Linked DNA regions of Homo sapiens: region 2 is linked to region 1. The links are chromatin loops, found by intact Hi-C in ENCODE. Cell type or tissue: gastrocnemius medialis. All regions are shown on one strand. Links, peaks and the distances in the headings refer to the core of each region. The heading gives the core; the rest is flanking DNA. Region 1 has its middle 13 kb from the start of TMEM236. Region 2 overlaps STAM (signal transducing adaptor molecule).

Region 1 (15,366 bases), core at 8,674-11,173:
CACTTTGATTGCACCTGTGAACAGCAAATACATTCTAGCCTGTGGTAACAGAGGGAAACCCTGCCTCTAAAAATAATAATGATTTTTTTCAAGGAAAAATAGTTCTAAGAATGTTCATGATGTAGTAAGATAGGGAAGAGGGTGGGACAGAGAAGCAAGATACAGATACTATGTCTAACAACATCAGTGGTACAATCTTTTTGATTTCAAATATTGTAGTTGTAGGTTTCTACGTAAATTTTAAAATCCAGGAAGATACTTGTCAAACTGTTCACAGGGCTGTCCCTAGAGCATGGGTGAAGTGGGGTGGAGGGAGTTCAATAACAATTTTGTGCTTTTTTTTAAAATCTATCCTCCACCAATTTGATTTCCCTTACTTTATAGAAGCCAAATAATCAAACTGCACTTCAATTATCCTTTTAACGGTAGTACCTAAGAGCAGCGAAATAGTCAAGAGGCAAGCAGAAGACAGGAGACAGGTTTGAACCACTGTTTTCTGGCTGGGCCTTTGGGTGGAATTGGATCATCCTCTCCTGCTTTCATAGGAAAAGGCTGAAAAGGGAAGCTTCATCCTTCTACAGACCCTTGTTTTCTCTCCTGCTCCTCTGTGCAACCTTTTCTTACTCTGCTTTTCCAAGCGGAATTAAGTCATCCCTCCTTTCTCAAAACACCTTTTTTTTTTTTTTTTGAGACAGAGTCTTGCTCCGTCACCTGGGCTGAAGTGTAGTGGCGCAATCTCGGCTCACTGCAACCTCCGCCTCCCAGGCTCAAGCGATTCTCCTGCCTCAGCCTCCAGAGTAGCTGAGATTATAGGCATCAGTCACTATGCCCAGCTAATTTTTGTATTTTAGTAGAGATGGGGTTTCGCCATGTTGGCTAGGCTGGTCTCGAGCTCCTGACCTCAAGTGATCCACCCGCCTCAGCCTCCCAAAGTGCTGGGATTACAGGCGTGAGTCACTGTGCCCAGGCTCAAAACATCTTTTGGATACTTGTAGGGTAGCACAAATGATAAAATGTTCTTATACCATTCATTTACACACTGGGTCCCTCACAAAACCGTGAGCTCCTGGAAGGCAGAGAGCATCTGCTTTTCATCTGTGCATCCTCATTTCTCAGCACAGTGCCAAGCACACAACGGTCCCTTAATATGTATTCCTGGAAAAAAGGAATGCACAAGAGAAGTATAAGAGAAGTGGAGACGGCCAGGCATAGTGGCTCATGCCTGTAATCCCAGCACTTTGGGAGGCTGAGGTGGGCAGATTGCTTGAGCCCAGGAGTTCAAGACCAACCTGGACAACATGGCAAAACCCCATCTCTATGAAAAATACAAAAATTATCTGGGCATGGAGGTGTGTGCCTGTAGTCCCAGCTACTCAGGAGACTGAAGAGGAAGCATCGCTTGAGCCCAGGAGGTTGAGCTATGATTGCGCCACTGCACTCCAAACCTGGGCAACAGAGACCCCGTCCTCCTTCCAACTCAAAAAGAGAGAGAGAAGTGGTGAGTTAGGAATAAAAATTAGAAAAAAAAATTAAAGAAATAAGAATACGGCAGAGAAAAAAAAATAGACAGAAGTAGGCAGCAGAAGGAATGTGAAGGGATTTGATCATGGTTAACTCTTTTTTTATTCCAAGGGAGAGTGAGCTGTCTCCCACGCTGACATTTCAGAAGGAGAAATCATGTTCTATGAGTCTCAATTCAATCTACTCACTCAGTCTACAGGCTTCAATTTCCTCGCTCGCTCCTCCTTACCCTTGCAATGCTTGGCTCCAAATAAAGCTACCAGATCTCTTTCTCCACAGCATGGCTCCTTGGGGTCTCAAGGTAAAAGAGAAAAGACAAAGTCGCTGTGGATTGCAGAACTGATTAATCTCGTGATGCCTGTTGAAAAAGACTATGACCCTTTTCAAGCATTCACCACGGCTTCATAGATGGGAGTGCTACAATATTTCCCCAGCCTTCTCCAATCTGTGGGCCCTCAGAAAATGCACACGCCCTAATGGGTTTGCACCATTAATGAAGGAGACTGGAGAGGACTGTCTGGTATTTCTCTGACCCGAGGCATGGCCTTCAATTATGTCAGAGTCTTCAGCCCTTTTAAGGTGTCATTTGCCTGAGTTTCACAGAAAGGATTATGAAGCAGCGAAGGTTCCTTCATGAGGGATAGAGCAACTAGCGACCTTGGCAAAGAAAAAGAAAGCTATTATGCCAACACTAAGCTACTGGGAGGAAATAATCCCAGACCCCTGACTTGGAGACAAAGACAACGGGAGATGAAAGAGGGTTTAAGATCACCTACCTACCCTTCAGCTGGGACCCGTTTACTCCAATCCTGATTCCTGCCCTTCTAAGTCCTCTGATAAGTGTGCCATGCAGTTGTACTGTGGTAACTGGAAAGACATGGAAGGGGACATTTTCAAACCACCCAGATTCTTTACTTGGATTAACCCAGTACTGATTCGAGGAACTCTGCGCCTTACTTTGCTCTTTAATGCTGGGTTTAACAGCTTCCTGGTAGGAAACAGATTTGGGTTTCTGAAGCTGGATCCGTGGTGAAAAGACTGAGCCTTGTGGTTAGAGTTCACTTCCATGTAGGAGTGTTGATGCAGTGTTTTTTATTTTAGTAAGCAGAAGATATCATTCTGTGCAGGGGAACACCTGTTCTCCACACTTCCAACTGTCATTTCCTTCCTGCAGGCAGGAAGTCAAAAATCGAGTCTCTAAAATTGTTAGGAAGATCATTTGTAATCTCAAGGTTTGCTCATTGTTTTCAGTGTAGGGTCTGTGAAACACAATGTACAAACTGCCAGGAATGTTCTGGCATATCCGTGGTTTGTTTCCTGTGATCTTATGATGTGCAAAAAGACAGGAGCTAGTGGCAGTGAAACTGCTCTTGGGATGGAGCTGAATGTACATAGAGCCTAGGGAAGAAGTGAAAGTAGGTTCCGGGGCCTGGTTTACTGATTATTTGAAATTTCCAGAGTTGCTGATCATCGCACGCAGGCATGACCAATCAATCACTTGAAGAGAATTTAGTAAGATGATATTACTATCTGATATAAGCCCCCTTGACCAATTTCATGCTATCATAGTCCAGATTATGCTAAATATATACTATAGGAAAAAGTATTATTTCATCTGTTTGGCTATCAAATAAGCAACTTTGTAAAAGCAAAGGTGACAGTGTATTCACTTTTGTGGCCCTTTTATAACTGGTGACTCTATTGTTGTTTTTTTTTTTGTTTTTGTTTTTGTTTCTTGAGACGGAGTCTCGCTGTGTCACCCAGGCTGGAGTGCAGTGGCGCAATCTCAGCTCACTGCAAGCTCCGCTTCCTGGGTTCAGGCCATTCTCCTGCCTCAGCCTCCTGAGTAGCTGGGACTACAGGTGCCCACCACCAAGCCCAGCTAAATTTTTGTATTTTTAGTAGAGACGGGGTTTCACCGTGTTAGCCAGGATGGTCTCGATCTCCTGACCTTGTGATCTGCCCTCCTGGGCCTCCCAAAGTGCTGGGATTACAGGTGTGAGCCACCACGCCTGGCCGACTCTGTTCTTGAAATTAACAAAATGTATAGGAAATCCTTACTTAAAAAAAAAATTATGCTCCCTTAAAATGTCATTCCATTAAAATTTCCCAGATCTTAAAAGGGAAAGAAAGTGAATTAAAATTTCCGACTCCACTATGTAGTCATCACACAAATTGTGTGTGTGGTAATGTGTAAATGAGCTAGAAATTTTTAAAAAACTGTATTAAAGGAAAAAAGGAAGTCCCTTCACTGTTTGCAACAATTCTCAAATTTTATTTTTCAAGGGACTAAAACAAGTTAGCCTTTTGGTATTCCAGAGTAACAAATTTAAACAGACAAAAATGTAGGTTCAGGCCTAATCAATTAGCATAAATTCATCCCAAAGTTCACAAGGATGCTTTAAACTAAATTTCCCACATCTTCACTGTTGAGGACTTAATAAGTTTGCAACTCTCCAATTCTTCCGTACGTAACTTAAAATATCTTAAAATAACTATTAGTAGTCCTGCCCACCATATATTCACAAAGTAAGCAAAAATGATAATTGTGCAGTTAATGTGATCACTGTAGATAAAAGTTAAAATTTCTAGCCGGGTGCGGTGGCTCATGCCTGTAATTCCAGCATTTTGGGAGGCCAAGGCGGGCGGATCACCTGAGGTCGGGAGTGGTGAGCCAAGATCGCGCCATTGCACTCCAGCCTGGGCAAAAAGAGCAAAAATCCGTCTCAAGAAAAAAAAAAAAAAAAAATTCTGAGTGATCTGCCTGTATGCAGTGCTTCCTTACTCCACTGGGTGGCGCAGGTTTGGTTTTGTTCTGTTTTCATCACAATTTTTGAGTTGATACCCACATATACGTATGTATTTTTTTGGGACACGGTTTCACTCTGTTGTCCAGACTGGAGTGCGGTGGCGCGATCTCGGCTGACTGCAACCTCTAACTCCGGGGTTCAAGCGATTCTCCTGCCTCAACCTCCCGAATAGCTGGGATTATAGGCATGCACCACCATGCCCGACTAATTTTGTATTTTTAGTAGAGACGGGGTTTCACCATGTTGGCCAGGCTGGTCTCAAACTCCTGACCTCAAGTGATCTGCCTGCCTCGGCCTCCCAAAGTGCTGGGATTGCAGGTGTGAGCCAATGTGCCTGGCCTTGAGTTGATATTTTAAAAGATATTATAGGCTTGAAATCTTCCAACCTTAATTATTCCTTTTTAAAATTTAGGCTATTAAGTTGTGAGTCTTGTGGAGGATCATACGCCATCTTGAACTATGTAAATTTGGCTCATTTAGTTTGATATTTAGTGAGGTACGTCAGAGCTCATCTCAAAAGCCACTTAGATCAAAGCCCTAGGCTTCACCATAATTTTCCAGGCCTTCCACGATCTCTCCCCTACCACCTCTCTCTCTGACTAAATTTCCTCTCTCCTTGTCCTCCTCAATATTCTTCAAACACACCAAGCATAAAGGCTTCTGTTAGACTTTGCCCTGTTATTCTCTTGGCCTGGAAAACTCCCCAGAGATATCCAAAAAGCCAACCGCCTCCCGTTCTTCAGGTCTTAAGTGACATCTTCTCATGAGATAATTTATCTAAAATTTCATCAACTCCCCCAGCTTCCTATCCCTCTTTCTGCCTCATTTTTATCATGTAACACTATCTAACATAATATTTTACTTTTATGTTACTTGCCTGTCTCCCTCAAACTGAAATGTAAGTTTCTTGACAGCAGGAATTTTTACCAATTTTTTTTCCTTGAGACGGAGTTTCGTTTTTCTTGCCCAGGCTAGAGTGCAATGGTACGGTCTGGGCTCACTGCAACCTCCGCCTCCTGGGTTCAAGCAATTCTCCTGCCTCAGCCTCCCAAGTAGCTGGGATTACAGGCGCCCGCCACCATGCCCGGCTAATTTTTTTGTATTTTTAATAGAAACAGGGTCTCACCATGTTAGCCAGTCTGGTCTTGAACTCTTGACCTCAGGTGATCTGCCTGCCTCACCCTCCCTAAGTGCTGGGATTACAGATGTGAGCCACCGTGACTGGGCACCAATTTTTTTTTGAGACAAGGTCTCACTCTGTTGCCAGGCTGGAGTGTAGTAGTGCAATCCTAGCTCACTGCAGCCTTGAAATCCTGGGCTCAAGTCATCCTCCCACCTCAGCCTCTTAAGTAACTGGGACTTAGGTGGTGCATATCACCACCTTAGCCACCTCCTGCCTAATTTTTATTTAGTAGATACAGGGTCTCGCCATATTGCCCAGGCTGGTCTCAAACTCCTATCTTCAAGTGATGCTCCCACCTCAACCTCCCAAAATGCTAGGACTATAGGCATGAGTCTAATTTTGTTTGTTTGTTTGTTTGTTTTTTAATAGTTTAAGCACAGAGAATGGGCCAGTTGTTATTCAGGAAATTTTACCTGAACCTCCAGGTTGAGCACACGAGTTCAAGACCAGCCTGGGCAACATGGTGAGACTCCATCTCCACAGAATATCAAAAACTGGCCACACGTGGTGGTACACGCCTGTAGCCCAGCTACTCAGGATGCTGAGGTGGGAGGATTGATTAAGCCCAGGAGGTCAAGGCTGCAGTGAACTATGATCATGCCACTGTATTCCAGTCTGGGCAATAGAGTGAGATCCCGTCTCAAAAAAAAATAAATTACAATAAAATTCATTTAAAAATTGAGCAGACATTTATTGCAATTCATGAATCAGGACAGCATCTCATTCTATAAAATAGTATAAAAACCTTGACGAGTAGAGCAGAAGAGACTGGCTGTATAGACAGAAAAGGGCTGAAGAGAGCAGAAATAAGAAACGAATAGCAGATATGGTCTTTTAATAATTACTTTATAAGTTTACATCAGAGGGGGCCTCCTTAGCATGTTGGCTCAGGTACACTGGGCCCCTTCTGATTGGCTGCTATAAATCTCCAGGTGTTTGGAAAACTTCTCAAAGTTCAATTTGATGACATGGCACTTTCAACTTTCAACTGGTGACTGCATTTGGGTTTAGTCTGATCTGCTGGGAGCCTAGATCAAAATAATGGCCTCCCATAAATTTCATTCAACACTAGTCTAGCTGGATTCTTTCAAAGGTCCTAATGGAAATACACTAAATTTGCTACAAAACACTGAGATAACCAAAGACCAGATCTAATTACCCAGCTGCAAGCAGTATTGGTCCCTATTTCTTCTTATCATACTTACATTCTAACCTTGTGCTATAGTTTCACATGCATATTTCTCTTATTCATTTTACTTCCTTAAAGGTGGTGACAGTATCTTGTGTTGGGGGAATCCCAAGACCACCACCCGTTTCAATAAATGTGTAGGAATCACAGGAGTCAGATATGATTGTACTCAGGGCTATGATTTTTTACACTGAAAGAACTTGAAGGAAAATCAGCAAAGGGAAATGGCACAGGTGATGAAGTCCATGGGAAACAGGGTACCAGTTTGCACAAGTCCTCTCCCAGTTGAGTCAAACAGGACCTGTTGAGTTCCCGCAGCAATGGGCCATGACAACACATGAAATGTTGCCACCAGGAAAGCTCCTCAGTGACTCGGTGCCCATGGTTTTTACGGGGCGCTGGTCGCCAAGGCACATTCTGCCTGGAACCCACCAAACTTCCAGACTCCCAGAAGGCAAGCAGGTGTTCAGCATAAACCACATCATTGACGCAAATCATTTAGGCACAGTGAGCCACTCTTATCAATTCTGGGAATTGTGGGAACCCTCCCGAAATTTAAGTTCCCAGACGCCAGCCAAGGGCCAACTTTGTAAACAGGCCTTTCAAAAGACAGCAGTCCAGCCTGCTCAGTTAACTGTTTTCTGTCCACTTACTCAATGTTAGATCCTTCTAGTGGTTAAACATCTGCTAAATTCTATTTTGACCTTTATATCATTGTTAAAATGAAACAATGGGAATTAAATGAAAACATCATACATACCAACAATTAGTTACACTTTTAAACTGTTTGCATGTATATTTTTTAAAACTGTATCTTGCCATTTGAGTATATTTTTTGTTCCTATATTATTTAAGCATGGATAAGCCAATTTAATGTAAACACCTAGTCATCATCGTAAGTACAGAAGTAAACAAAATGTAATGGTTTAAATCACCACCAAAGAGGTAGTGGCCCAGGTATGACTTCTATTTTCAACATTTATGTATGATCTGACTTAAGGTATTTAAATTAATCTATATGACCCTCCTCTGTAATAACAATAATACTTTGGACTTACAGTACAAGGCCAGCATCAGACTGTTGATGGATTGATTCAGGCTAGTAATAAACCTACTAGTCTCAATAATTTAAAATATTTGGATGACTGGGAGCCGGGTATGGTGGTGTGCCCCTATAGGCTCAGCTACTTAAGAGGCTGAGGTGGGAGGATCACTTGAGCCTAGGAGTTCAAGACCAGCCTGGGCAACATGGCAAGACCCTGTCTCTTTTAAAAAAACAAAAATTTTTTTGAGTGACTGGACAACTCTAATTGCTGGTAGGATCCAAGCCTACTGATGCTAACAGATATTTCAGCAAGACTCTGGTGGAGTCTGAAGTAAGCCCCTGTGGCTCACCAGGGGGTTGTAAGAATGACTTCTGCTGTGCCATGACAGGGCCCAAAATGATGCTCTACAAATCAGACACTGTGTCCTTGGGAAGAGAAGAAAGCGAAGTGAAACGTCTGCCTTGGCAGATCACCAGTGACTTTTATCATCTTTTTTCTCCCTGGAAGATGCCAATGACCACAATCTACAAAATCCTGCCTAGTGTGTTTCCTTAACAGACTCCACTCTATTGCAAAGGACTCGTATATGCTTAAAGGAAAGCACAGAGGTTCCTTTGATTTTGACTTGGAATATAACTGGTTCCTCTTCACAGCTCCTGGCTATCATGGGAATAATGAGACAAGAGGCTCAACTGGTAGGATGGGGCAAGATTAGGGGAAGCCTTGAAATCTAGGCTGGAGAGTTTTAAACCAACTCTAGGATAGAGGTTCATAAGAAAGGCTACAGAAAAGAGTTCTAGGCCGGGTGTGGTGGCTCATGCCTGTAATCCCAGCACTTTGGGAGGCGGGCAGATCACCTGAGGTCAGGAGTTTGAGACCACCCTGGCCAACACGGCAAAACTCCATCTTTACTAAAATTACAAAAAAAAAAAAAAATATCAAGGCATGGTGGTGGGCACCTATAATCCCAGCTACTCAGGAGGCTGAGGCAGGAGAATCTCTTGAACCTAGGAGGCAGAGGTTGCAGTGAGCCGAGATCGTGTCACTGCACTCCAGCCTGGGTGATACAGCGAGAGTCCGTCTGAAAAAAAAAAAAAAAGAGTTCTAAAGGGTCCCTGAAACACCTGAAATTATACGTAAACCTCTGGGCAGGAGTATTTTTCTAGTGAAAGGGTCCCTAGCTTTCCTCAATTTTCAAAGGTAATTGTGACCTCAGAATGTCTGTGAAGCTTTACACCAAGTAGGTGAAGACACTTGTTGGAAAGGAGGAGGCTGCATAGTATCAGTGTTTCCCAAACTAGTGTGACCTAAGGACTCCTGCGGGGGTGGGGAGGCACCTGCTAATTATAGCTTTCCAGTCCCATCCCAGATTGACTCAATCAGAATCTGCAGGCAAAAGGCCTGGGAATCTGTATTTTACCAAGTACCCCTCTGATGTCGTTTGGAAAATAGAGGACTTGGGCATCTTTAAAATCCATATGTCAGGTTAAACATTTCACAACTCCCGGATTTTTATGGGCCTATTTCTATTGGTAAAGGCCTGCAGTACTCTATTTCTTGAGGGTTGCTAGGAAAATGGCCCCTCAGGGGCTCACTTCTGATGCTTTCAGAAGACGTGGCTCTGAAGTTCCCTGCATCTAATTCTCTTCTCCGGAAAATTCAAATTGAACCATTTTAAAAATCTTGATCCACATTATAATTCATTATGTGAATCTCTAACAGAAAATTAAGACATAAAGGCAACAGCTACCCCTTGTCTAGCATACGGCCTATAGCATGACCATCCTTCTAATTCTGCGGAGAAACATCAGCCCCTGCTCTTTAATTGTTGAGAAAACCCAGAATGGTCCACATATTAAGGAAATAAAATTGTAAAAATCGGTGCATTCCAGATGTCATGAGAAAACAGTGAATCATAAATGAACTGTCCTGCAGCGTTATGTTTTTTCCCAAATAATCTGTCTGAAGTCTAGATCATCTTCCGTTAAATGGCTAATTTGGATTTTTCAAGAGTCAATCTCAGCAGCGCCACCTACTGATAATTTAAATTCAGTACTTTATGTAAATTCTTAGCAATGTACACAGCAAATTAACTCGAAAGAACCTAGAACATGTTTTGGGTTTTCATAAAATAATAGGCATGGTAATATAACTGCCAGAGGAAAAATTTAATGTTTTTGCAGGTGGTGAGCTAGACAATGCCTGCTTCAATTGAGTATGTCTCCAGCATGCTGGCTCTCCTCCACTTCTCTCCCTGTCCTCAATATTTCCCCATCACTCTGTATTCGAGTTGGGTTTGGCCAGTGAGAGGACTGGCAGGAGGCCAAAGGGCAGCAGGAGAAGCGAGGGTGTTGATTCCCTTGTCCCTCTTTCCCACTCACTGTGCCAGTTTCAGCTCTGTCAGTCCATCCCTCCTCCTAGGCCCAGCAATCACTGTACACACTTGCCGCTGAACGCTTGCTCCTTTGGGCCCAGGGTGGTGACAGTTGAGGGTGTCTGTTCCCTTGGCCTTCAGTAAGTAGTTCTTTCAGAAAAGCCTGTCCCCTGAAGCTCCTGAGTGTGATTCTCCAGGGCTCTGGAGACCCAGCTTGCATACGGTGAAGTGGAACTGGCCACCCACTCAACATTTATAAAGTGAATATTGCAAAAATGATTGCTCCTGGTGTAATAGCAGATAATAAAGATTCCATTATTTTCTGCGAGAAGCTTAAATTTACACACATGAAGGGGATTAGGGTTGACAAAAACCATTTTTAAGGGATGTGATTCAGCATAACTACTTAAATTTCTATACACAATTTTATTAATCTTAGGTATTGAATAGGTAGAACTTTGGACCAAGTATGTCTCTATAGTTCCCCGCAGAAGTCTGACCTAGTTTACTACCATCAGGTTAGAACGCTAAGGTTTATTTAAACAATCTTAAATAAGCAAACTAAAAACCTGGAACCAATTCTTTAACCTACACTTAATGTAGACTTCCACATTCTAATGAGACATTCTTACATGCAAATGCTTAATCTGGAGTCCTCCTGTGGGACACGCACACACACATGGAGAGAGAAAAATACAAAATTCTCCATTAGTGCAAGACCCTGGAGAACAAGGACCTGATTCATTCTCCCCTGTGGCCTCCAGCATTCTCAGGAGGGGCTTCCCACACAGCAGAGACTGAATCAATTGTTCAGTGACAAGATGGGAGACAGCACACCATGGCGGACACAAGCACAAAGGTTGCCTAGGTTTGTACCCCAGCTATGCCACCTGCTGGATGAACTTGGGCAAATAATTAATCTCTCTGTGCCTCAGTCTCCTCACCTATGGCAGGGGGTTATTAGTATCATCCTAGTTTCAATGAGTTATTTGAAAAGCACTTAGACTGGTGCCTGTCCCATAGTAAGGACAAGATAAGAGCATGTTGAATAAATAAAGGGATGGTATTTTTCACATCACCTGGAGCCACTGTAGCTGGAAGGGCCTTTAAGAGAGATATAATTTTTTCATTTTATTTTATTTATTTAAATATTTATTTATTTATTTATTTTTGAGATGGAGTTTCACTCTTGTTGCCCAGGCTGGAGTGCAATGGCATGATCTTGGCTCACTGCAACCTTCGCCGCCCAGGTTCAAGCAATTCTTCTGCCTCAGCCTCCTGAATAGCTGGGATTATAGGCACGCACCACCATGCCTGGCTAATTTCTGTATTTTTTTTTTTTTTTTTTTTTTAGTATAGGCAGGGTTTCACCACATTGGCCAGGCTGGTCTTGAACTCCTGACCTCAGGCGATCCACCGCCTCAGCCTCCCAAAGTGCTGCGATTACAGGCACGAGCCACCATAGCCAGCCAATTTTCTCATTTTAGAGATAAGACTGAGGCCTAGAAAAGGTGAATTCAGTAAGCCGCTGCGAAAGGTGTGATCAGCTCACTCCTAGGAAGATCTGCTTGTTGATACACATATTTTATAAATCAATGGGAATAATTTTATCCGACAAAACAAAAATCCCTGCCCCTGACCCTAGGGAATGAAAAAACATGGGCTTCCACCCCTATTCTGGGAAAGGTTTAGTCATAAGTGGATTAACTTTTGTTCCACAAGAAACGACTTTTTGACTTTATTATTACTATCCAACACAACTGTCAAGACCTATGAAGGCAAGCTGAAAAGTCAGCCGGCCACAGTTCCCGGAATGCTGACAGAAGGCACAGAGGCATGGCTCCAAGACAAAGAACTACGCTACTCACAGCGTTAGCAGGAGCCAGAGTATCATTTCCTGTGCCAGTTCCTCAAGCACAGGGAAGATAAGAAGGGCAAGTGACAAGGGCAAAGGCAGTGAGCTGCAGAACAAAACAGGAGCCCTGAGCTCCATCTCTCAGTCTTTCATCACGGTCAGCCTGCCTGCGCTTTGCTCTAAAGAGAGACACTAACTCCATCTTCCAAGGATGTAAACAAACCTGTCCCTTGCTCCAGAAGGAGACGCTATGTGTATCTCCCAAGGTTGTGTGCCATACAAATATCCTGGAAAAGACGGCCTAGAAAAAGCACTGTCATTTTCTCTGCTTGCAAGATGTGCAAGAACTATGGAGGATTATCTCCCAACCATTTCTACCTTTCGCTTCTACATCATTAAGTTTTTGGCAAATTTTTCCATGCATACGCCGATCCGTCAGCCACTATGATTAATCTGTCTGACAGAGGCTGGGGCCCAATCTGTTCCATGGCACATTTAATTAAAACTACCACCAACACACTGCAAGCAGTAGGATAAGGCCAACTTCAACCATGCCCCAGTGGCCTGGACTCAGCCACTTAACTCTCACAAACAATGAGTCTACCTTCAAAAATCAGATGGACCTGAACTTCCTCTCCCTGAAGCAGACCAACGTAGGATGAAAGTAATCATCACCAAGGACAGTCAGCTAATCAGCACCAAAGCCGCATCAGTCAGCATCTGAGAAACAGCTTATTCACGGGACCAGGATACTTAAGTGACACCAACTAAGATTCACTCTCATCAGCAGATTTCCCTTTGGCTAGATTACCTTTTTATCACCTCCCAACATTTTTTTGTTTTGTTTTGAGATGGAGTCTTGCTCTGTCACTCATGCTGGAGTACAGTGGTGTGATCTTGGCTCACTGCAACGTCCACCTCCTGAGTTCAAGAGATTCTCCTGCCTTAGCCTCCCGAGTAGCTGGGATTACAGGTGTGCACCACTGCACCCGGCTAATTTTTGTATTTTTAGTAGTGTCGGGGTTTCACCATGTTGGCCAAGCTGGTCTTGAACTCCTGGCCTCAGGTGATCCTCCCGCTTCGGCCTGCCAAACTGCTGGGATTCCAGGCGTGAGCCACCATGCCCAGCCTTCCTCCCAACTATTTTAGGTTTGGGAGTACATATGCAGTTTTGTTACATGAGTAAATTGTGTCAGGGGTTTGGTGTACATTATTTCATCACCTGGGTGGTGAGCACAGTATCTAATGGGTAGTTTTTCGGTCCTCACCCTCCTCCCATCCTGCACCGTCCTTTTGCTGGATTTCCATAGTTCTCCATGTGCCCCAACCCTTCCGGGCCACGTGTTTTCTATTGCTGCATAACAAATTACTACACATTTAGTGGCTTAAAACCACCTACACTGATTATCTCACAGTTTCTGTGGGCCAGGAATCTGGACAGGGCTTAGCTGAGTCCTCTTCAAGGCTGCGATCAAAGTGTTGGCCAGGGCTGGGTTCTCCTCTGGAGGCTCGTCTTGGGAAGGGTCTGCTTCCAAGCTCAGCCTGCCGGCAAAAGCATGACGTAATGTCAGCAAGGAGTGATGGCCCATCGCATTTGCCATAGTCTATTGGTTTTCAGCAAGACACATGTCCTGCCCATACTCAAAGAAAGGGAATTAAATAAGGGTCTGAACGTCACAAGGAAGGGCTCATGGGGACACACTCCAGAGTCTGTCTGCCACAGACACATTCTTTAGAATCATGACCAGGTCCTAGAAGCCACAGTCCAGTACTGTCCAGGAGAAACAGAACATCAACCATGTGTGGAATGTTAAATTTTCTAGCACCCATATTAAAAAACAGTGAAAAATACATACACTACCATACTATTCTATGGATGCAATGGTTACCATGAAATATAGTCCCACCAAAACAGCTTATGAAATAGCTTACACTGCTGGTTTTTAAGTTTAAATTAATTCAAATGAAATCAGATTTAAAATTCAGTCCCTCAATTGCACCAGCCCATTCCAAGTGCTCAACAGTCCAAATGAACAGTGAGGTCTTAGATCCACCCTCTCTTTAAAGCAGGAGGCAATGCTTCAAATATCCCCTGGGTCAGGCAAAAGAGTGGTGACAAGATGATCTCCTTGACCTCCTAAACCTCTTCTCAGGCTTCGATCTTGGCCACCGTCCTTGCCAGGCCTGCACAGCCCAGTTTTAGCAAGAATCCTGCTAGGTCAGTTTAGAGAGAAGCCCTCCTGCCTTGAGATCTCATCAAATCCCTCGTCCTCCACCCTGGCTATCTGATCACCCTGGCCTGCTCTTAGCAAGAATCCTCTCTATCCCCGAGGTCTCCTCTTAGTGATTTTCCAACCATGAACTACTCCCCTCCACCCTTGGCTGTAAGTCCCCATCTGTCTTTACTGTATTCCACTGAGCCCAGTTCTGGACGCAAGTCTCTTTTCCCTATTGCAATAGTTTCTGTATAAAATCTCTCAGGCCGGGCGTAGTGGCCCACGCCTGTAATCCCAACACTTTGGGAGGCTGAGGCAGGCGGATCACCTGAGGTTGGGAGTTTGAGGCCAGCCTGTCGAACATGGAGAAACCCCACCTCTAGTAAAAATACAAAATTAGCTGGACGTGGTGGCACATGCCTGTAATCCCAGCTACTCAGGAGGCTCAGGCAGGAGAATCGCTTGAACCCGGGAGGCAGAAGTTGCAGTGAGCCGAGATGGTGCCATTGCACTCCAGCCTGGGCAACAAGAGCGAAACTCCATCTCAAAAAAATAATAATAAATGTCTCTTTACTGCTTCAATAAGAGTCCATCTCTGATTCTCCCCAACAGTTGGGAGGGCTCAGTAGCAAACTGGAGACAGCATGGATAGTTGTGGGAACACAGGCCTCACGTTGTTAGATCTGGGATTTTTCTTTTCTTTTCTTTTCTTTTTTTTGAGACAGTCTCACTCTGTCGCCCAGGCTGGAGTGCAGTGGCGCTATCTCGGCTCACTGCAAGCTCCGCCCCCCGGGTTCATGCCATTCTCCTGCCTCAGCCTCCCGAGTAGCTGTGACTACAGGTGCCAGTCACCATGCCCGGCTAATTTTTTGTAGTTTTAGTAGAGAGGGGGTTTCACCGTGTTTGCCAGGATGGTCTCGATCTCCTGACCTCGTGATCTGCCCACCTAGGCCTCCTAAAGTGCTGGGATTACAGGCGTGAGCCACCGCGCCCGGCCTAGATCTGGGATTTTTCAAGGAGCCAAAAGTCTGTATTTTTGGTGGGAAATCACGTAGACATAAAATATCATCTATTCAAAAAACATTTTTTAACTCTCTGCAGGCCAAATAAAACATGTCAGACTGATCTGGCTAAGCCAGCAGAGTTTAACCTCAGCTTTAAGGTACCCATCT
Region 2 (15,366 bases), core at 6,793-9,292, 61 kb after region 1:
GGATTCAGTGGATATACAGGGGAGTTTAGACCCTAGCAATGCAGCTCAATCATACCTACATACTGCCTAACAACATAAGCCACAGACGAATGTAACCACTTCTGAAAAAATAAAGTCCAATACTCCTTAACAGGAATACAACACCTGATGCTCAAAAATATAAAATTCAAAGTACTAAGCATTCAATAAAATGATATGAAGACATGATATGAAGAAGAAAACTACCATACACAACTAGCAGAAAATTCAGTCAACTGAGAATGCAGAAATAACAAAGATGATGAAATTAGCAGTCAAGGACTTTATATAAGCTATTATAAGCATGCTGGAAATCATCCACATAATGATGAAGAAATATATTAAAAAGGGCCCAGATAAAAGTCTAGAGACAAAAAAATATGTAAAATTAAAAAGTGGATGGAATTAATCAGGTAAGAATGAAAGATCAGTAAATTTGAAAATATGCTGAAAGTACCCAAACTGAAGTACAGAGAGAAAAAAAATGAAAAAATTTAACACAGAGCCACCACTACAAATATTTTTAAGAGAAAAATGAAAATAAAATAGCTTGGGTGCAGCAGCTCACACCTATAATTCCAGCATTTTGGGAGGCCGAGGTGGGCAGATGGCTTGAGTCCGGAAGTTTGGGACCAGCCTGGGCAACACTGTGAAACCCTATCTCTACAAAAAATAATACAAAAATTAGCCAGAAATGGTCCCAGCTCCTATGGGCGCAGTGAATGGCCTGAGGTGGGAGGTTCACTTGAGCCCCAGAGGTCGAGGATGCAGTGAGCTGTGATGGCACCACCGTACTCCATCCTGAGAGACAGAGTGAGACCCTGTCTCAAAACAAAGTTTTAAATCAAAAAAATAAAACCATAAAAACCATTTGATTGATACACAAAAGACAGAAAGAGAAAACAGAAGAAACATAACCAATCATCTAGAAAAATGGCAGATTAAGATTGTAATCCAACTACACTTTTATCTATTCACTACCGTTAGCAGTTTTCATAACAAGGAATACTAACAGGGATAAAGAGAGACAGTACATAATAATAAAACGGTTAAGTCCCCCAAGGAAACATAATTCTAAATGTGCATGAACACAAAAATAGAACTTCAAAATATATAAAGGAAACATCGATACAGCCGAAAGGAAACACAGACAAATCTACTGGAAACTTCAACATGCCCCCTCAATGACTTGATAACACAAGAAAAAAAAGTACTGATATGGAATACCTGAATGACACTATCATGAAACTTGACCTGACTGGCATTACACAACAATCCACCCACCCATGGCATTATACACATTTTTTTTCATGTGCATGGAAAATTCAACAAAATGGACTACATTCTGTCCTATAAAACAAACACTGATAAATTTAAAAGGACTAAAGTCATACAAAGTACATTCTTTGACCATAACAAAATTAAACTACAAATTGATAACAAAATGATAGCATAAAAATACCCAAATATTTGGAAATCAAATAACAAATATCTAAGGCTTACAACAAATGAAATCACAGAACCATAATTTCCCTTAAGGACATGAAAATGAAAGCATACTACCCAGTACTCTTTATAAGAATGTTCACAGAGGCTCTGTTCAGAGTCAAAACCTGGATACAATCCAAATGCCCATCAACAGATGAATGGATAAATTGTAATATATTAACACAATGTAATACCTCTTCCCCAAGAAACAGGAATATTGATACATACAAAAATTTGAATTCATCTTAGAAACACATTTAGTGCTAGACACAGGAGTACTGACAATACTATTTCATTTTATGAAATTCTAGAAAAGGAAATTTAATCTATAGTGACAATGCATATTAGTACTTGCATAAGGTGGAAGGAACTTTTGGGAGTGATTAAATGCTATCTTGGTTGGGGTGATACTTATATAGGTATATATATTTGTCAAAACTCATCAAACTATCAAACCATACACATACAAGGGATGCTCTTTGTTGTAGATAAATCACAGGTCAGTAAAAACAGATCTATTTAAATGACAGGCCAAGAATGTAGCAAACATGCATTTCATGGGGATGCTTTATGGTAATTAATGATAATAGTAAAGCAGAGTAATCATTCATATAACCTACGAAACATCATGTGCTTAGGCTCTCAAAAATTATATAATAAGCAAAGGACTCATTCAGTGTTCAAAACATTCACAGCAAACCAAGTCCTCCATTTACTGAAGTTCAGTTCCTTGCCCATGATGCCAGTTACCAGGCAGTAATAGGCACTAACAAGATTCATACCTGTCACTTAAACATGCTATGTTCTGGACACAGATATGCCTCCCAATAAATTCAGATAACATAAACAGGGAGCTCTTTATATAAGTCAAAAGGATAGCCTCAAAATATTAAATCATCAGATTAAAATGACATATATTTTCCTCTAATAACACAATACATTATCAACATCTATAAATTATTTGAACTAGAAATAATACAATATATTATTCTCAAGGGCATATGGATATTACACATGATAAACAATGTTAAGCCATAAAACAAGTCTCTACAGATTTAAAAAGATAAAAAATCATAGAAAGCATGTTCTCCAAAGACAGAATAAAATCTGAAAGAACAAAGAAATATAGAAAATTAAAATACGTGAAAATCAACATCCTCCTAAATAGCCAATGGGTCAATGAAAAAAATCACAGGGGAAATTAGAAAATACTTTGAGATTAATGAAAAGGAAAACATAACCCAAGAAAACTTAAGGGTGTAGTAAAACGGTGAGAAGGTAATTTATACCTATAAGCACCTACATTAAAAAAAAAAAAAAAAAAGACGATCTCAATACCACCTCACACCCATCAGGATGGCTACTATAAAGAAAAACAGAAAAAATGGTAAGTGTTGACAAAGATGTGGAGAAATTGAAACACTTGTGCACTGTTGGTGGGAATGTAAAACGCTACAGGTGCTGTGTAAAACAGTATACTGGTTCCTCGAATAATTAAAAATAGAATTACCATATGCTCCAGCAATTCCACTTCCAGGTATATACCCCAAAGGACTGAAAGCAGGCAGGGTCTGGAGGAGATAGTGGTATACCCGTGTTCATAGCAGCATTATTCACAATAGCTAAAAGGCAGAAGCAACCCAAGTGTCCACAGACGCATAAATGGATAAGCAAAATGTGGTACATACATACATGGAATACGCTATAACAGGGATGAACTTTAAAGCCATTACGCTAAGTGAAATAAGCTGGTCACAACAGGACAAATGCTGTATGATGCCCCTTAGATGAGGTACTAAGAGTAGTCAAAATCAAGGCCGGGCACAGTGACTTGCACCTATAATTCCAGCACTTTGGGAGATGAAGGTGGAAGGATTGCTCCAGCCAAGGAGTGTGAGACCAGCCTGGGCAATATAGTGGGACCCTGTCTCTACAAGAAATTTTTAAAATTATCTAGGCATGATGGCACACACTTGTAGTCCCAGCTATTCGAGAGGCTGAGGTGGAAGGATCACTTGCTGCAGTGAGCCACGATTGCGCCACTGAACTCCAGCCTGGGTGACAGAGTAAGACCATATCTCCAAAAAAAGAAAAAAAAAAAAAAAGAGTAGTCAAAATCATAGACAGAAAGTAGAATGGTGGTTGCCAGGGGGCCTGGGGAGCAGCGAATGGGGAGTTATTGTTTAATTGTTTAATGGGTATACAGTTTCAGTTTTAAAGAGTTCTGGAGGTAGATGGGGACTAGAGTTCACAACATTATGCAGGTATTTAATACCATTAAGATGGTAAATTTTATGCTATGTTTATTTTGCTACAATCTAAAGAATTGGGGAAAAAGATCTCAAATCAATAACCTAAGATTATACCTTAAGAAACGAGGAAAAAGAGCAAGGAAACCCAAAGCAAGCAAAGGAGAAGGAGGGAAACAATAAAGAGAGGCAATAAATAAAACAGACAACAGAAACACAATCAAGAAAAGCCAATGAACACAAGTTTTTTTTTAAAGGATCAACAAAACTGAAAAACCTTTGGTTAGACTGGCCAAGAAAGAAAGGTGACTCAATTTATTAGAATCAAAAAACAAAGAGGGAACATTACTCTCAACCTCACTGAAATAAAAAGGATTTTAAAAGACCCTATGAACAACTTTATGCCAACAAATTGGATAACCTAGTTAAAATGGACAAATTCCTACAAAGACAGGAAACTACCGAAACTAACTCTATGATATGCTTAGCTGTTGAAAGAAAAAAAGAAAAAAGAAAAGAAACTGACTTAAGAAGAAACAGAAAATCTGAATAGACCTATGTAACAAGTAAAAAGACTAAATTACTGATTAAGAAAACTTCCCACGAAGAAAATCTCAGAAACAGAAAGCTTCACTGGTGAATTCTACCAAATGTTTAAAAATTAACATCAACACTTCATTTAAAAAAAAAAAACACACGCAAATTAAACATCAAAATTAAAAGTTTTTGTGCATTAAGGGATACCATCAATAAAGAAAAGTCAACCCACAGAATGGGAGAAAATATTTCCAAATCATATATATGACAAGAGATTAACAGCCAGAATATATAAAGAACTCCTACATCTCAACAACGAACAACAACCCAATTCAAAAATGGGCAAAGGACTTGAATAGACATTTCTCCAAGTAAGATACACAAAGGGCCAATAAGCACATAACAAATGCTCAACATCGCTAGCAATTAGGGAGATGCAAATCAAAACCACATTGAGATGCCACTTCACACTCACTAGGCTGGCTATTTTTTTAAGAAAGGAAAGATACCAAATATTGGAGGGGATGTAGTGAAATTAGAACCCTTGTACATTGCCGGTGGGAATGTAAAATGGTGTAGCTACTGTGAAAAGTGTGGTAGTTCCTCAAAAAATTAAGCATAACCACATATAATCCAGCTGGGACTCTAACCAATATCCGTACACCCATGTTCAGAGTAGTATTAATAGTATTCACAACAGCCAAATGTCCATCAACGAAAGAATGGATAAACAAAATGTGATATACAATGGAATAGTATTCAGCCTTAAGGAAATTCTGACACATGCTATATACAACATGGATGGACCTTGAAAACATTATGCTAAGTGAAATAAGTCTGACACAAAAGCACAAAAAATTCTATGTTTCCACTTCCATGAGGTATCTAGAATAGACAAATTCATAAAGATAGAACATAGAAAAAAGTAACTAGTGGCTAGGAGGGGAAATGGACAGCCATTATTTCAAAGGTGTAGAGTTTCTACGTGGGATGATGAAAAAGTTCTGAAAATGGATAGTGGTGTTGGTTGCATAATACTGTGAATGTACTAAATACCACTGAATTATACACTTAAAAATGATTTAAATAGTAAACTTTATGTTAAATATATTTTACCAAAATAAAATAAGTACTAATACAAGCTACAACATAAACGAACCTCAGAAGAATTACACTACATGAGGTTGGGCGTGGTGACTCACGCCTATAATCCCAGCACTTTGGGAGGCCGAGGCAGGCGGATCACCTGAGATCAGGAGTTCGAGACCAGCCTGGCCAACATGGTGAAACCTCATCTCTACTACAAATACAAAAACTTAGCCAGGCACAGTGGCATGTACCCCATCCAAGCTACCCAGGAGGCTGAGGCAGGAGAATCGCTTGAACCTGGGAGGTGCAGGTTACAGTGAACTGAGATTGTGCCGCTGCATTCTAGCCTGGGCAACACAGCGAGACTCTGTCTTCCAAAAAAAAAATTACACCACATGAAGAAAGTTGATCACAAAAGAACATGTATTGCAGAGCTCCATTTATATGAAATGTCTACAACAGGCAAATCCACACAGATAGAAAGTAGATTAGTGGTTTCCAGGAATGAGGAGAGGTGGGAATGGGAGTGACTGCTAATGAGTACAGCTTTCTTTTTGGGATGATGATTGTTCAGGAATTAGATACTGTTGCACAAACTTATGAACATATTAAAACCCACTGAATTGTATATTCTAAAATGGTAAATTTGATGGTATGTGAAATATATATGTATTTATAAAAGTAAAAACTTTTATCGGGCAATTTGAACTCCAATGAGCCCTGGAAAGCAAAGCAATATGCTTAAGTATAATTAGTTAGCACTGTAATAAATACAAAAAAATCCTTTTTAATAATTATATAGAAAAATTAGGATACAAGGTAGGATTCCTGATTTTAAGGATGCTCAACTGCCTGTGAGGCTGCTTCCACCTAAAGAGCATGGTGAAGGGAGAAACAACACACAAAAGAACTAATATTGACTGAATGTCTATTATGTGCCAAGCATTCAATTTTTTTAATCCTAAAACTTTTTTCTTCTACTTTACTGATTTTGTAAGAGATTAAAATTTTTGGATAGCAGCATCATTAGACTGAAGAAATTATGTACTTTAACACTATTATTTAGATTTTGCCTTTTTCACAGTTGGACTTATTTTAGGAGCCAGGGTCCGTGACCCCATACTGACTTGCAGTTGTGAATACCATGCCGACATAAAAACACAAAACAATCATTTCAATGCATGGTAAAGGCCAGATATAAAGAATTATTTGAATACTAAAATTAAAATCAGTAAAAAATAATCTAAAGATGATTCAGCTCAATATTTTAGAAAATAATCCTGTATACTTTCTTTACCAAATGTTAAATAAAATTGATTATGTATTTTGTTTATAAACCACTTTTTTTTAAGGTAGGAAACCTAAACTGTGACTTTTGGAAAGGATGGTGGGGAAAGGGGTGTTGAAATGAAACTATTCCTTTTTATTTTAGACATTCCTATGTTGTTTTACCACAGCCAATTGTAAAAACCAAAGCAAAGATATCTCTGGCACCAAAATAAAATTGGCTACTGAACCATTAAAAGGACAGAGCTGCAAAGCCAGTAAGAATGAAGCGCTGATGAACACCTTGTTTGTGCAAACACAGCAGTATCTTTTTACATACTAGCTTAAAAATCCCTTCAGAACTGTCTACAAAACAGAACTTAACCACTATTATGAACTGTTTCATTCTGTCCTATGCATTTTTAATTCAGTTTTTAGTATTTCCACCAGATAGGTAATACTGAACTTTTATATATATATATATGTATAATTATTAAATCTTACCAAGTAATTAAAAGTATGGTTAAAACACTACTTTTTAAAAAGGTTTGGGGATTATAAGTGAATTTAACGTGAGTATACTTCTGGCTATTATCCTTCCAATGACAAATGAAAGTTGATTACAAGCATGGTGTCTATATAATTCATTCTCTATGGCAGTACCCTTTCGCGAGTGAAAGATGGTGTTAACTGGACATAACAGAGGAACAGCAGGCATAAACTACAATTGTCCAAGGCAAATTGGATGTTATGGTCACAACAGCCAAAACTATGTTCATCCACAAAATCATCTTTTTATGAATAGATCTGGGTCATATAGTTCGTAAGAGGGTAAAAGAAAAGGGGGCAGTATTTCTATACCGTTGCAGCTTCCAATGTCTTTTTCTCAAATCACAGACCAGACAAAGAACAGACTTTGCAGGAATGTACATAACTGCCTACATATGTCAGCTGATGAACTGAAAGCATCAAATTCAATTTCATTATTTACCAGTATTACTCCTATCTCAACAAACTGCACTGTCAGATTCAAAGAAAGGAGATTTAAGATGGAGCTCCTCTCTATCACATCCTCCCTATACCCACTCCTGCCCCATTATACCACTCTCAACCATTCAGTTTCTAGGTGAAGTCATAACTATTAAAAATAAGTCAGCTCATGCCTGGAAGTAAATGAAAATTAAGTCGTGAACCTTCCTTAATCAATCAATCTTCACACACAAATATCCAAACTGTGCTACTGTGCTTTCTTTTGCAATAGACCTTTCTAATTTCCCAAACAAAACACAAACTCTGCAGAACTTGAAGCTCTTAGGGCAAATGTGCAAAGGACAGATTTTTTTTTTAATGAATTCTATCAGCAGTCACTTCTCTGATCTAATGGTAAATTAAGAAAACTTCTCATTTTTGCCCATTCATCGTGTTGGAAGTACTCAGATAATCTGATTCCACCACATGGAGTGCTATTTGTAGGTATCAGTGCAAAAGGATACCGGCCCTTTGGATTAATCTAATTAGGTAAGCAAGACTTTCAGGGTGAATCACCGCCATAAAAATTAGAGAGTCACTGTTAAAAAAAAATTCAATAGGTACCAAAGAACTCTGTTAATAATACTTTCCATAACTAACGTTCATTAATTACCTTCTAGGTGACAAGCATTATGCAAGGCTTTAGGAATAAAGTAGTGAACAAGAAGAGACTGACCCTGCTTCATGAAGTTCATAGTCTAGCCTAGTGTTTTTTTCTAAAACTTAAGTGAATCCCTGTATAAGTTAAAACTGTGACATAAACATAGTTGTCCAAACTTTATATAAACTACAATATCATGTTTAAAACCATCAATTTCAGAAAACGCTACTATCTTTTTTTTTTTTTTGAGACAGAGTCTCACTCTGTCTCCCAGCCTGGAATGCAGTGGTGCGATCTCAGTTCACTGCAACCTCCACTTCCCGGGTTCAAGCAATTCTCCCACCTCAGCCTTCCAAGTAGCTGAGATAACAGGCAGGCACTACCATACTCAGCTGATTTTTTTATTTTTAGTGGAGACAGGGTTTCACCACATTGGCCAGGCTGGTCTCAAACTCCTGACCTCAGGTGATCCACCCACCTTGGCCTCCCAAAGGGCTGGAATTACAGGCGTAAGCCACGTGCCCAGCCAAAAAATGCTATTATCTTTAATTAGGCTTTTATGAATGTTCATAAACTAAAAGCTGTATCAGGCCATGTGTCTAAAACCAAGCGATGAAAAGGCACCATGAAAGAAAATCTTCATGACTACCTAATCAGTTAAGATTCCCTATCTGTCAGCTGTTCATATTTATAAATACACACAAATGGGTACATCTTTCAACACAGAACAATTTTTTCCATGTCAAAAGTCATAATTAAATGTTAGATTTAAAAATGAAGAAACCCTTGTATCACATTTTGTCATTCCATTCTTAAGGATTGAGTGTCTCAAGTATCAAAAGTGGAATTTATAATTTTGTTTATTAGAATTATTTTTTCCTAATGGTATTTTTCATTGTTTTGTTAAGTTCAAAGTTCTGATTCAACACTTATGGAACTAACAGGCCTCAGGCAAATTATGTATTCCAAAGATAACTATGATAATAATTCCTTTGACATGAACTTACCATTTCCCTTCAAGAGGTGACATCTAACAACCCTCCCCTTGAACCTGGACTGACTTCAGTGACTTGCTTGACCAATAAAATATAGTGGAAGTGACATTCTGAGACACATAACTTACAAGAAGCCATGTGGAGTACATTTGGGTCTCCTGGAGCACTAGCTCTTAGGATGCTCCCTCTGGGAACCCACCACCATTCTGTGAGAAGCTCAAGCCACAAGCAGAGGCCTTGGGTAAGAGTTTCACCTGATAGCCAGGTGAGGTCCCAGGTGATGGTCGACCATCACTGCTCACCATACTAAGCATCCATCCCAGTGAAGCCTTCAGATGACCCTAGTCCCAGGCACTATGTGACTACAACTTCATGACAGACCCCACGCAAGAACTGCCCAGCTGTTAACCCACATAACTTTGAGATATAATAAACTGCTCTTTTAAGCTAAGTGTTAGGACAGTTACTACTAAGAGTTGTGTAGTAAGAGATAACTAGAACAGCCTCTAACAAAGGAAGCTGACGGCTGGTAGGTTTGAACAGTACTAAGTCATATTATTTAGAATTGTTTGGGTCTTCTTTTAATCTCTGTTTAAAACATAACTTAAACATAATACATATTTAAATAAATTCACTTCAAGTTTATAAAGACTAAATCAGGTCAGGCTTACAAAAGCCAGCCATGAATCTCATCCCTGGATCACTTCTCAAAACCCTGCTCTCTTGGACCTCCAGTCCCTCCAAGGACTCTCCCGCCCTGCTGTTCTTAGTCAACGCTTACTCATCCTACAGATCAGAGCTTACACATCTCTTAAACTGAGGAACTTAGGCCCTTGACAGCTCCCCACATCAAGCTGTGCCTGGAATGTTAGGTATTCCTCCTGCAAACTCAAATATTGAACTAAATCTGTCAGATAATAGTTGTAACACTAATAGTTAACGCTTAGGGAGTGCCTGCTTTGTGTTAGATGCTGTGCTGAGAACCTCACAAGCAGACAATCTGACTCCAGAGTCTGTGCTCTTCACCATCACATGATAAAGCTTTAGCATTTAACACCTCTCTTCTGTTGGGTTGGTTTGCGGGGTTTTTCTCCTTAACTACTTATCTCCCCATCATGAGGGCTGCTGAAGGCAGGGCCCAGGGTTACACAGCTCATCCTTGGCATGCCACTCCTTAACCATGCCCTCTGGCACATAATAAACTGTCAACTGAAATTTGAGAAAATGAAAATAAGAATTATTTAGCAACTGCTGTTGCTCTCCCGTGACTGAAGTTAAAACACTGTCATTGCGAATGGGGCCTAGAATTGTGCCTTCAACGTGGCTGATGCTCAAAAAAAAGTCACTGAGCAAAACACGAAAAATACTGCTTTTCACTATTGTACAACTAATATTTAGAATAAGTCATCTTCCTTATAAAGTTCTATTTATTACCAAGTTCTGTGTATCTTCCACTGAGTTCGCTAAGTGGAAAACATACATCCTTTCATAAAATGTAGTTAATAGAACTATAATAAAGCCATGAGGGGGAAAACGCACAATAAGTAGTGCTGGGAGGAACAGAGGATGTGAGAAGAGACGGGTGGCAATAAACACAAAATATTTTGTAAAAATACATGGTAAGAGAAAATCTGCACGTGCACTTAGAAGAGTCTACCAAAGGTTTCCATCACCTACCTGTTTAAAGGGTGGGCAAATCCTCATCTCTCTCAAAAAGCTTCTTAAAACCCCATTTTGGTATTTTAAAACTTTTTGTAAGACACATCCTCTCTTTTCCTTATCTTGAGATGGGAAAAGAAAAAGATAGGGGTCAGGGGCAGGGACAAAGAACAGGGAAAGGAGAATTATCTCTCACTTTTCCCAGTTTTCCACCTAAAAATACCTACTTATCATTTGATAAATGACCATAACACAAATCACACTGCTGTAAGATGTCACAGAAGAACAACATTCTTAAGGTCAGTTTCCAAAGTCAAGGTATAAAGGCCAAAACTGCAGTTACTCCATTTTCTTTGATTAGGGATTTAACTATTGGAGAACTCATGAACCGTCTCTCAAATGTGTCCAATACAGCCAACTTTTCCTCAATTATTAAAGCAAAACTGTTACTTTGAGCAACAGCTGAAGAAGCTGGCTTGCATACAGGACTATGTTAGATAAAATATGCATGCTCCGAGCAAGAATGGCCCTCAGCACAGCAAGGTATTGATGCTATGAGAAAAGTGGGAATTGTAATTGTGAGACAGCACATACAAGCTCACTAAATGAATTGGCAGGCACAAGTTTTTTGGGAAAAAATCTGAGGAGGCTGGAAAAGAATACAGTTAAATTCAGTAGGTTAAACATGTATATGATACAGCTCAATTCTACAGTCAGAGGATCAAGGAAAACTAAAAGCAATTTTGCATTCTTGCAATTCTCTTTTCCAAGAAAAGTGAAATTTCAAATGTCTTTGAATGGCCCACAGTAAGTTTTCAACAATGTCACTATATTATTTACAAATGTCTATCTACTTATAGGTATACTGTTGTACAGTTATGAGAGATCTATAGCTCAATGTTAGGCGCGGTCACCAGTTAGTGAGATTATCTGAAAAGGTATTTCCATTGCTATATAGGAGGAAGCCAAGAATATTTAAAGCTATTGTTGGAAAAAGGAGTCAAGATTTGTGACATCCTATGCTGTATAAAACTTTTGAAAATTCTCCTATTTCAAATAGCTCTATATCTCAGTTGAAAAGTACTTTTTAGTATCATAAAAACCATATGCCGAGCAGTGACAGGAAGATTGTATACTCTAAAGGAAATTATTGTCATTGAAAAGACAGTAAATTTAAATTCTAATTCCTGTATATATTACTAAATTAATAAATGATTTTTAGACCAATCAACTTTTCAAAATGAGGATATCACCTCTTCATTATCCCTCTCTCAGGACATAACAAAATAACAGGGTATTTGCCTAAAAGTATTGCAAATATAAAAGAAAAATGATCAAAACAAAAATTATCAATAGCAATAATAAAAAACATGGTTAACAAATATGTTTGCATGGTTAACCTCTAATAACCTATGTCAGACTAAAAACGTACAAGGACACTAGTGAAAGACTATCTGGCATGTTGCATCCCTGATCCCTGCTAGTTACTACATCAGTAACATCAGTAGTAACCCGCCTGTCATGGGACACCTGAAACCATCCCTAATGGAGCAATACCACCCAGGCTGAAAACCATTACTAAACAAAAGAAGCATTGTGATACAGTAGAAAAACGATTTGAAGCTTTGACAGACCTCATCTGTAAAAGAGGAGATGTCTAATACCTCCTTATCAGAATGTTAATACAAAACTCCTAGACTCATGCCAGGGATTTAGAGACTCTCAACAATGTTAGTTCTTGAAAGCACAAAAATGTTTCATTTTTTATCTTTGCTTTTACAACTGTAGCTTTCAAAGTTATTTTAGAGTGATTTAAACATTACATCTTCATCTAAAATGCTACAAAAAAAGCTTTACTGTGGTTTACCATTCAAGGACATATGTACGTCTATATTGGAGGAAGGAGGAGTATGTGCATGCATAGCTTTTATAGGTCTTAGTATACCAGGACCTAGCAGACACACAGCAGCTAAAAGACATGGGAACTCAAATCTTTGCTGAATGAACTAAATATTTTTAGAAATTAAGAGATAATATGAATGCTCCTTGAATACTGAGTAGAGCCTTATTTAGATGCCTTTCATAAGCATGAAGGCATGTCACAGACTGTAAGAGAATTCTAATATAAAAGTACAAAAGAAATCACAACAGAAATAATGCAATCTTTATATACTGAACATATTCAAAATGCAAATTTGATTTGTAACATACATTACATAAAACATAATCCACACAACATATAAAAGGAGCAAAATATAGAGTACAAATATCAAATTATTCCCTTAATGTTAAGCTTATTAAGTAGGCATTTCTTATGAGATAATGGAACGTGAATATAAATATATACAGTGATGTTATTTGACTATTATTTAACAAACATGTTCATGTAAGTCCCAAAGGACTTCATTAGAAAAGCAGATAAACTAAACTTCTACATGCTGAACTAAAATATTGAGGATTAAATTCAGTACGATGATATTTTGAGTTTTCTAGACCATGTAACACTAAGGTATATTTCAGTCAAACAAAACACAATGTAACATAACGTATGGGGAGAGAGGAATCACCAAAAACTTTAATGTAAGATTGGTATGTCTTGATTCATAATTTTAACCTTCAAATATAACTGCTCATACAAGCACCTAAGCACACAGCACAGTGAAGGTAGAAAAAAACATAAAATGGGAAGTAAAGAAATCTGACTTCTAATTTTGCCTCTGCTCACTCGTTTTAGACAAGTCACATTAAAAATCTCAGGGCTTTAGTTTTCTCATCTGCAAAACAAGCACAACAGTCATCAGAATTCTATAAGTCTCATTCTATAAAATATACGATGTTTTTAAGACTTAGTAAAATAAAAAAGTAAAATCATTGTCTAGGCAAGTAAAGATAGAAAAATCAGCTCGCATCGGATCCCATTCCCTATTGCCTAGTCAACAACTTGACTTCTGTTGTTATCCCAATTCTCTCCTGAATCATCATCTCAATTTCCCCCTCAAAGTGCATCATTCTCTTCCAGATACACAGATGCTATAATCCCGTCTACCCTTTAAGAAGGGAAATTCCCAGCTGGGCGCAGTGGCTCACGCCTGTGATCCCAGCACTTTGGGAGGCCGAGATGGGCGGATCACGAAGTCAGGAGATCGAGACCATCCTGGCTAACATGGTGAAACCACGTGTCTACTAAAAATACAAAAAAAAAAAAAAAAAAAGAAAAGAAAAGAATTGGCCGGGCATAGGGCATAGGGGCGGGTGCCTGTAGTCCCAGCTACTGGGGAGGCTGAGGCAGGAGAACGGTGTGAACCTGGGAGGCGGCATTTGCGGTGAGCTGAGATTGCGCCACTGCACTACAGCCTGGGTGACAGAGCGAGACTCCATCTCAGAAAAAAAAAAAAAGAAAGAAAGAAAAAGAAGGGAAATTCCCAATCAGTGAAAGAAAAACCCCACTGAAACAGCAGCAAAAAGGACAAAATACCTCAGACGAAACATTACAAAAAATGTACAAGACTTTTAAGAGGAAAACTTAAAAACACTACTAAAGGTTATAAACAAAAAGAGATGCTATGTTCTCGGATAGGAAGATTTAATATCATAAAGACATAAATTTGTTAATTTAAAACTAGGCCAATTTAAACAGAAAGTTTTGTTTTTAACCCAGCCAACTCAATTTGAAAGTTTATTTAATGAGAGTAGGAAGGGGAAAGAATATCTAAAACAACATTTCCGGAAAAAAAAAAAAAAACCTCAAGACCATATCCTACCAAATGTCAAAACATATTAATAATTAAAACCATGTGGTAGCAGAATGTGTTTAGACACATACCAACGGGTCAAAAGAGAAAAACAGACTTAAATACATATGCAAATATAATATATAAAAGAAATATTTCAAATCAGAAGAAAAAAAGATGGACGATTCAGTAAATGGTGTTGGGATATTTGGTAGCCAAATAGAAAAGAATAAAGTTAGAACCATACTTCATACTGCCTAACAGGATAAATTCCAAATAGATCAAAGACTTGAATGTAAAAAACAAAACCATACTGAGACTGTGGGGACAGTCTGGTGGCTTCTAACAAAGATAAACAGTCTTACCATATGATCTAGCAATCATGTTCTCACATATTTACCCAACTGAACTTAAAACGATGTCAACACAAAAGGCTGCAAATTCATGTTTATAGCAGCTTTATTAAAAATCACCAAAACTGGGAGCCAACAAGATGTCCTTCAGTAGGTTAATAAACAAACTGTAGAACATCCATATAATGGAAGAGTATTCAGCAATAAGAAGAAATGAACTACTGAGCCACGAAAAGGCACGTAGGAACCTTAAATGCATACTGGTAAGTGAAAGATGCCAGTCTGAAAAGGCTATATAGTCTACGATCCCAATTACACAACATTTGGAAAAGATAAACTTGTAAACAGTAA

What was found. A loop is a pair of places that touch in the nucleus more often than their neighbours do. Peaks named below come from ENCODE experiments on the same cell type or tissue, not always from the same donor. Only the 100,000 strongest peaks of a DNase experiment are listed, where the experiment ranks them.
Region 2: it touches region 1 in a loop (2.4-fold over the local background); 3 of 110 quality-filtered maps call a loop at or near these places.

What each region holds. Positions count from the first base shown.
Region 1 is chr10:17,731,989-17,747,354 of GRCh38, reverse strand. No RefSeq gene overlaps it. Among named protein-coding and RNA genes, the nearest start is that of TMEM236, 13 kb to the left of the region's middle. RefSeq lists a silencer at 12,568-12,768. In gastrocnemius medialis, for the core only: CTCF peaks have their summits at 9,594, 9,793 (motif pointing left) and 10,820; a DNase peak (open chromatin) is centred at 10,104.
Region 2 is chr10:17,668,662-17,684,027 of GRCh38, reverse strand. All of the region lies in intron 2 of STAM (signal transducing adaptor molecule), which reads right to left. Among named protein-coding and RNA genes, the nearest start is that of STAM, 32 kb to the right of the region's middle. RefSeq lists enhancers at 9,809-10,345, 12,185-12,939. In gastrocnemius medialis, for the core only: a CTCF peak has its summit at 8,122; no DNase peak of the experiment used is centred there; H3K4me3 peaks cover 1,253 bases; H3K27ac peaks cover 2,500 bases.